2 separate regions of the Homo sapiens genome follow, and region 1 is linked to region 2. Evidence: read pairs that join two places in POLR2A ChIA-PET (ENCODE). Cell type or tissue: K562. All regions are shown on one strand. Links, peaks and the distances in the headings refer to the core of each region. The heading gives the core; the rest is flanking DNA. Region 1 has its middle 25 kb from the start of MIR1976. Region 2 holds the start of GPATCH3 (G-patch domain containing 3).

What was found. Peaks named below come from ENCODE experiments on the same cell type or tissue, not always from the same donor. Only the 100,000 strongest peaks of a DNase experiment are listed, where the experiment ranks them.
Region 1: POLR2A ChIA-PET joins it to region 2 with 5 read pairs; 2 of 35 experiments call an interaction of 5 or more read pairs at or near these places.

The regions. Positions count from the first base shown.
Region 1 is chr1:26,577,145-26,581,536 of GRCh38, reverse strand. No RefSeq gene overlaps it. Among named protein-coding and RNA genes, the nearest start is that of MIR1976, 25 kb to the right of the region's middle. RefSeq lists an enhancer at 1,518-1,647. In K562, for the core only: no CTCF peak of the experiment used is centred there; no DNase peak of the experiment used is centred there.
Region 2 is chr1:26,898,377-26,902,768 of GRCh38, reverse strand. GPATCH3 (G-patch domain containing 3) reads left to right here and starts at 2,302. Exons shown (of 7, transcript NM_022078.3): 1 at 2,302-2,777. The coding sequence starts at 2,327. It also overlaps a transcript of NUDC not described here. RefSeq lists an enhancer at 2,238-2,357. In K562, for the core only: no CTCF peak of the experiment used is centred there; DNase peaks (open chromatin) are centred at 2,298 and 2,628; H3K4me3 peaks cover 2,213 bases.

The DNA of each region.
Region 1 (4,392 bases), core at 253-4,252, 320 kb after region 2:
TCTCTCCTTTAATGCTCACTATCGCTCTGTTTGACAGTTGAAATGTCAGAATAGTGAAGCAACTTGCCCAAGGTCACATGGCAGGTCAGCATTAGGGCTGGGATATGATCTCGGGTCTGTCTAGCTCTGCCTGTTCCCATTACCCACTGCTGCCTTCACAGATGAGTGGGGCAGGAGCTGAGGCGGGAGGGAAAAGGTGGGGACCACTGCAAAGGCCCTGGGAAATGATGGCCCACGAGGGCCTCCTGCTCACTTCTCTGGGTCTTTCCCTCTCCTTGGAGTAGCCTTAGTACCACTCCTTTGCCTGCCACCTGCAACTACCTCCACTGGGGGTGGGGTGCTCATGTAGATCTCTCTCCTGCTTCTGTTGAATCATTTCTCCCTTGGGTCCCCAGGAGTTAGTGGGAACCCCCCACAAGAAGTGGAAGCTACTCAGAAGCCCTCAGTTCAAAGTGGAGGAACTTTCCAACTGTGTGGGGGATTGCCTTGTGATGTGGTGGATTCTCCATCACTGGTGGTATTCGAACAGAAATTGGAAACCATCTGTGGGAGATTCCTATAGTGGGTGGAGGTTGAGTCAAGGCCTTTAGAGCCCTTCTGACTGTGAGATTTTTTGAGTCACTGTGGGAAGATATTTAGCCTGTGCACCAGGGTTGGTTGAATAGTAGGACACACATGAGCTTGGAGCCAGATAGGCCTGGGTTCAAAACCTGGCTGAACCACTTCCTTGCTTGGAGATTGTGGGCAAGTGTCCTCCCTTAGCCTCAGTTTCCTTGTTATAAAATGGAAATTGTAGGCCAAGTGCAGTGGCTCACGCCTGTAATCCCAGCACTTTGGGAGGCTGAGGCGGGTGGATCACGAGGTCAGGAGTTCAAGACCAGCCTGGCCAACATAGTGAAACCCCATCTCTACTAAAAATACAAAAATTAGCCGGGCGTGGTGGCGTGCACCTGTAGTCCCAGCTACTCGGGAGGCTGAGGCAGGAGAATCATTTGAACCTGGGAGGTGGAGGTTGCAGTGACCCGAGACTGTCCCATTGCACTCCAGCCTGAGTGACCAAGCGAGACTCCATCTCAAAAAAAAAAAAAAAATAAATAATGGAAATTGTAATACCTCCCTCATTAGATTGCTTTTCATATTAGGGATGATGTGTATACTCTGCCTGGTTAAAGAAGGAACTCAAGACCTTGTGCCTACCACGGCCAATGAACAAATGACCAATCATGGGTCGGCGTGTTCTTTGTGGCCTTTCATTACGGGGTGAGTGAGTGAATTAAATCCATGTGTTAACCAAGGTGCTAACTGGTTGAATTATTTAACATATGTAGGAAACCAGTCTTTTCTCTGTGGGGGCCTGTCTCTGAAATAATCATGGAAAACATGATACATAAGTGGGTAAAATGCAAAAAATGCTCAGGGATTTTGATGTCTGCATCAACAATTGAGAATCTGAGTCTCTGACCCAAAGGGGACATGTGAGATCATCTAAACTGTCCCCTATGGGAAGAGGAATCTCCTCTAAGACCTCAACACGTCATTAGTGCGCTGTGTATGCAGCACAGGGGATGGGAATGCTCTACCTTCTGAGAATGTCTGCAGGAAACTCCCCAAATTCCCCATCTTGTTTTTTACAGCTTGCCAGCTGGGAAATAGAACTTTCCTACTGTGTCCTCCAATTGACACCAGACCCCAATGTTATGGGACCTTTATGATCACCTGGCTGGCTGAGGGGAAGGGTGGTCACCAGACAGATCTGTGGCACGTGTGACTAGGTCTTGGGCATTTTCAGAAGCAGAGAGGCTGGACAGCACACTGGTGAAGTGTGAGTTTCAGAAACATAGAGATCTCAATTTGAGTCCTGCTCTGCCTCTTAGCTGGGTCCTCGGGCAAGTCATTTAATTTCCAATCCTCAATTTTCTTGTGTGTGAAATTATCACATCTCCCTCATAATGAGGATCAAATGAAATAAAGTAAGGGAAGCACTTGGTGCCCAGCACTCCCATCACGAGCATTTGATTGATAGATGGGAGCCACTATTTTATGGGAGGGGACATTCTGCAGGGTGAGTGCTCAGGGGTTGTTATTTGGGCATTAAAGGGAAGAGTGGCCAGCCTGGGCAACATAGCGAGAACCCGTTTCTACAAAATAAAATAAAATAAATTAGCCAGCTATGGTGGTGCACACCTGTAGTCCCAGCTTGTTAGGCTGAGGTGGGAGGATCACTTGAGCCTTGTAAAGCAGAGGTTGCAGCAAGCTTGGGTGACAGAACAAGACTCTCAGAAAAAAGGAAGAGTGACTGTGGAACTTGGGGACATGAGGATTGATCATTTGTTGTCCCAAGCTGGGTTATTGCTATTCGTGTTTTTTTTTTTTCACTTATTTAAAATATTTCCTGGGAGCATAGATTCAAGTTGCCTTGAATATACACTCTCATTAGTGGGTTTAAAAACATTTTTACTTTTTTTTTCTTTAAATAGAAACGGGTCTTGGGTCTCACTACATTGCCCAGGATGGTCACAAACTCCTGGCCTCAAACGACCCTCCTGCTTTGGCCTCCCAAAGTGCTGGGACTATAAGCGTGATCCACCATGCCCAGCCTATTAATGGGTTTTGTCCAGGCAGTCAGCACTCAGAGAGGAAAGTTCCTACTGGAGGTGCTGGTGGCTGGGAACTGCGTTTCTGGAGTCCAGTGAGTCCCTGGGGGGCTGTCCCGACCTGTGAAAACTATAATGAGCCTAATTGCAAAGCTTTTTACCTTCCTAAACACATTCATATTCACACACTCATTTGATCTTCAGGTGATGCTGTGAGGTGGGCAAGAATTATCCCCATTTAGCAAGTGCGGAAACTGAAGCCCACAGAGGTGAAGTATTAGGGTTTTGGGGTTTGGCTGCTGAGAAACCTATGGACTCCCACCCCACCCACCCATCCACCATTTCCTGGTTCTTGGATCTTCCTTCTGGTGCCTGGGGCAAGACACTAACAGCTCAATGCCTCAGAGCACCAGCTTCCCTTCCACCCCAGATGCCTTTCCAGGCTCCAGCTCTATGCTTCCCCCAGCACCATCAAGTCTGCTCTCTCGTTCACTCACCCATTCAACAAACACTAGCTGAGGACCAAAAAACTGTGTGCCAGGTGCACAGGATATGGAATGAACAAAGCACAGCCCACACCCTCAGGTTCACAGACTAGTGGGGAGAAAACACATCATCAGCTGTTTCCAAAAGTGTGGTATACGCAGAAATGGGGCACAGAGCGGGGTCTGAGGACCCCAAAGGAAGGTCACCAAACAGTTTGTGGTGTCCTAGTTGGCTTCCTGGAGGTGTCATTTGAATTTTCCTAAAGGATGGGAAATTAGCAGGGCACACGTGGCAGCAGAATCCAGTGGAGGCAGAAGCACGGCAGGTTTGGGTCTTGTGAGCAGTTTGGGGACAAGTTACAGAGTTGACACTGGGATCTTGGTGGGGGCCAGATCACACAGGACACTGAATTCAAGCGAGGATGCCTCAGCAATATCTTGTAGACAGTGACGAGTCACTTCAGGGCAGATGCTGGGTCAGATTTGTGATTGTAAATGGAGGATGTTGGGGACACAAAAGTCTGGAGAGATTTAGTAGGCTACTGGAAGAACAAAAATATGAGAAGGGCAGGGAGGATGGAGAGGAGGGGATGGATCCTCCAAATATTTAGGAAACAGAATTGATGGTGGCAGGATGCAGAAGTGGGGGGAAGGAGGCAGGGTGATGCTCAGGATTCCAGCTGGGTGATGGGGTCCAGGGGAGACAACCCTGGATGATGGGTGGGACAGGAAATGTTGGTTCCAAGATGGGGAAACCAAGTCTCCAAGAAGTGAAACACACAGGACATGGGTTGGGGCTAAGTACCACATAAGTGTCACTGGTTGCAAAGGAGGGCTTCCTAGCCCATGGGGCCCCAACAGCACCCTCCTTGCTCCTGTGGGGAGGCTGCCGGGCTTAGAATCCGTACACTTAGGCCAGCCCCAAAACTTAGCTGCTGTTATCAGAATCTCCTTCCATCATAACAGGACTTATTCACTTCTAAGGCCCTAGCTTTCTAAAATCTGTAAAGTGGGGCGGCCGAGACATAATGGAAACCAAGGCCTGGTTCATAAGGCTTGGAATCTTGCCAGACTGGGGGTGGGGGGGTCCTCTGGCTGTCATCCCTGAGTGTCCCTTGCTGGTGCTCCAGGGCTCAGCACAGGCATCCCCCCACCCCCTCATCTTTGCTCAGGCCCTAGAACAGCACTTCTCAAACTTTAATATGCACAGAAATCACATGTAGACCTTGTTATAAGATAGATTCCTATTAACCAGGTCTGGGGACAGGCCTGAGATTCAGCACTTCTACCCAGCTCCCAGATGATGCTGATGC
Region 2 (4,392 bases), core at 231-4,230:
CCATTATAATTTTTTTTTTTTTTGAGACAGATTCTCATTCTGCTGCCCACCGAATGCATGGCACAATCATGGCTCACTGCAGCCTTGCTCTCTTGGGCTCAAGTGATCCTCCGACCTCAACCTCCCGACGTGCTAAGATTACAGGTGTGAGTTACCACACCCTGCCAGGAGAGATTTTATTTGAAAGGATTATTGCAAGGGAAGAAAGGAACTATTGCAATAGAAGGAGGAAGAATATTGCAGCAGGGAGGACCCTCTGACCATAATATCTGCAAGTGACTCAAGGGTTAGGCAAAAAGGGTTCTTCTCTCATACAGAGGAGTAAACAGGGCAGAACTGGGTGGGAGGAAGTGGGATGATCAGGAGTGGCATGATGGGACAGTAGATCAGATAATGCTTTACCTTGAAGCCAGCCTATTCTCAGGAGAGGCTGTTAAGGAGGAGATGTGCGCTGGCTCAAGCTGAGGGTAAGCCAAAGTTCGGGAAGCTGGGGGAAGGAGAGAAGTTTTAACCAAAGTTTGTTCCAACTGATCAGTGGGGACAAGAAGTTCCTCAAAGCTTTCATGAGGAGATTTGGAATATGGAGTCTGTGTCTGGCTTTGTCATTGGTGAACCAGAGGGGCATACACCAGTCTTACCTAACTCACTTGGGGAAGGATGTTTTTTTGCAATATGCTGTGTTCCAGAACACAAAACAGTGGGAAGGCATTTCTTAAGCCTTAGTTTTCCAGGATCACAGGGCTTGGGTAAAAGTCAACATTATCAATAAGTCTTCTGATAAACATGTGCAGTCATTTTTTTTATTGTTTAGACAAGGGTCTTGCCAACTTGGCCAGGCTGGTCTCAAACTTCTAAGCTCAAGGGATCCTCCTACACCAGCTTGCCAAAGTGCTGGGATTACAGGCGTGAACCACTGAGCTTGGCCCTTTATTTTTTGCTTTTGTTTGAGGTCTCTCAATCTACAGGTTCCTCCTATCACCCAGTATAATGTGTAGACTTTGTCTGAATTATGAATCAATGAATCAATAGTAATCAAATAACCCAATTAAAAAACGTACAAAGAGGGCCGGGTGCGGTGGCTTACATCTGTAATCTCAGCACTTTGGGAGGCCAAGGCGGGTGGATCACCTGAGGTCAGGAGTTCGAGACCAGCCTGACCAATATGGTGAAACCCCGTCTCTACTAAAAATACAAAAATTAGCCGGGCGTGGTGGCACGCACCTGTAGTCCCAGCTACTCGGGAGGCTGAGACAGGAGAATTGCTTGAACCCGGGAGGCGGAGGTTGCAGTGAGCCGAGATCGCACCATTGCACTCCAGCCTGGATGACAGAGCGAGGCTCCATCTCAAAAAAAAAAAAAAAAAAAAAAAAAGACAAAAAGGCGGGGACCGTGGCTCACACCTGTAATCCTAACACTTTGGGAGGCTGAGGCCAGTGGATCACTTGAGCCCTGGAGTTCAATACCAGCCTGGGCAATGCAGTGAGACCCCATCTCTACAAATAGTTTAAAAAATTAGCCAGGCATAGTGGGTTGCATCTGTGGTCCCAGCACTCCAGCCTGGGCGACAGAGCGAGACCCCAACTCAAAAATAAATAAAATATTACCTACAAGTGCTGAGTCAAATGATGTGTAGCTTTGCTTTTACTAGATAACGCCAATTGTTTCCCAAAGTGGTTGTATCAACTTACATTTCCACCAACAGTGTATGAGAGCTTCAGTTCCACCATGTTGTCATCGACTCTAAGGTTTTAAAGTTTGCCAACATAGTGGATGCAAAGTGGGTCTCGCTGCATTTCTTTTATTATTGAGTTGTGCATCTTTTCTTTAACGTAAGCCTCTAGTAACTCATAGCACTTTCATTGTAAATTGGACCTGCGTGTTTCCTCTTTTGCGAAGTATCTTCGGCCCATTTTTCTACCGGGTTATCTTTTTCTTACCGATTTGTGGGAGTTCATCAACACATTTTGGAAAAATAAATGGAAGAACGACTAAAGGTTCAGAACTGAGGAAGGTTGAGATTAGGTGTGCAATATCCACAACTAAATACCTCAAAAATGACCCCTCCCGCAGGCTTCTTATTTGGTCCTCATGAGAGCTTTATGAAAGAACTCTATGACCCCATTTTCCAGGTGAGTTTTTCCATCATCGCCGGCTTCCCTCTGTGGGAAAGGAACACAGAAGACTTCGGATCTTCCAGCTCCAGGTTCCACAACCCCAATCCCAAAGGACTAGTTAGAATTTTCACAATCTCGCAACGCAGGGGCTGGAACGTTGCTCGCGGTGTTCTCGCGAGACTTGGTTCTAGCTGATCATGTGACAATCCAAGATGGCGGTGCCCGGCGAGGCGGAGGAGGAGGCGACAGTTTACCTGGTAGTGAGCGGTATCCCCTCCGTGTTGCGCTCGGCCCATTTACGGAGCTATTTTAGCCAGTTCCGAGAAGAGCGCGGCGGTGGCTTCCTCTGTTTCCACTACCGGCATCGGCCTGAGCGGGCCCCTCCGCAGGCCGCTCCTAACTCTGCCCTAATTCCTACCGACCCAGCCGCTGAGGGCCAGCTTCTCTCTCAGACTTCGGCCACCGATGTCCGGCCTCTCTCCACTCGAGACTCTACTCCAATCCAGACCCGCACCTGCTGCTGCGTCATCTCGGTAAGGGGGTTGGCTCAAGCTCAGAGGCTTATTCGCATGTACTCGGGCCGCCGGTGGCTGGATTCTCACGGGACTTGGCTACCGGGTCGCTGTCTCATCCGCAGACTTCGGCTACCTACGGAGGCATCAGGTAAGAGTGAGAAAGTTAATAGACTGGGCCTACGGGCCTGGAACAGAGGCACCTTTTCAGAGGAGTGGTGAGGATAAGTCAGGCCTCTGGTTAGGACTCTATGAGTTTAGTTCATATTCTAGACAGAGCTTCAGGCTCAACTTGCAGGGAGTTAGTCCAATACATGGAGAAAAATAAACCGGAGAGGCTTATTCGGAAGAGCCTTCATTTTGTTAGGTCCCTTTTGAGACCCTTTCTCTATCCAAGGGGTTGATTTTGCACTAACACAGAAAGAAAAAAGGAAATCCAGTCTCTAACCCTTTTACTGTCTTTCTCTCCTGCTCTCTCTGTGCTTCCTACCCAGTCCTTTCAGTAAGATACAAATGAAGAGACAATCTTTTCTCTGGACAGCTCCCACTTTCATGGGAAATCAGTTTGATGGGGAAACAGGACAGTGCAGAGCCCTCCAGTTCACACATTCAACAAATGCTTACATTGCTAGACCTAGTGTGACTAGCTGGGTATGCAGAGAACAGTTGGACATAGTGTGTGCTCAGAATCCACAAAGGAAGACATTTGGAAAAAGGTTATTGCCACAGAGATGTCATTCTAATTGTTAGCATTCACTGAGCACTCTGTATTTAGTAGGCGCTGTTCTAAGCCTTTTGTTTTCTTACCCCTCTCAACAGTCCTATGAGATAGGAGCTGTTGTTTCTCCCATTTCATAGGTGAAGAAACTGAGGGAAGCCGAAGTTATGTGACTTGCCTGAGGTTACAGAGTTAGTTAGTGTCAGAGCTACAACAAACCTAGGCATCTGTTCCAGAGCCTATACTGTTTATCACCAAGTGCTGTGAGATGACAGAGAAGGGAGAAACTAACTTCCTAGATGGATCATGAAATGTGGCTTTCCATCTGGGTCTTGAAAAATAAATAGGAGTTAATAGGAGAGAATGGTGTTTCTGGGTTTCAGGGTAAATGGCGTTTGCAAAGACACAGCTTTGAAAGCCCGTGAAAAACTTTCAGGGCATGTTAAATTGTTCATTGTGGGCTGGGTTGCAATGGCTCGTGCCTGTAATCCCAGCACTTTGGGAGGCACAGGTGGGTGGATCTCTTGAGCTCAGGAGTTCCATACCAGCCTGGGCAACATGGTGAAACCCTGTCTCTACCAAAAATACAAATTAGCCGGTTGTGGTGGCGCATGCCTGTAGTCCCAGCTACTTGTGAGGTTGAGGTGGGGGGATCACTTGAGCCCAGGAGGTGGAGGTTGCAATGAGTCAAGATCGCGCCACTGTACTCCAGCCTGGGTGACAGAACGAGACCCCATCTCAAAAAAAAAAAAAGAAGAAAAAAAAGAAATTAGGAGAAAAATTGTTTGGTGTGGCTGGAACACATCGTATGAAGACATGCAGGAGGTGGGAGTTGGTGACAGCCGAGAATCAAAAGGTCATCAGGTGGGTAGATATCACTTGAGGCCAGGACCAGCCTGGACAACATGGCGTAACCCTGTCTGTACTAGAAATACAAAAATCAGCCAGGCATGGTGGCACATGCCTGTAATCCCAGCTACTTGGGAAGCTGAAGTATGAGAATCACTTGAACCCGGGAGGCGGAGGTTGCGGTGAGCTGAGATTGCAC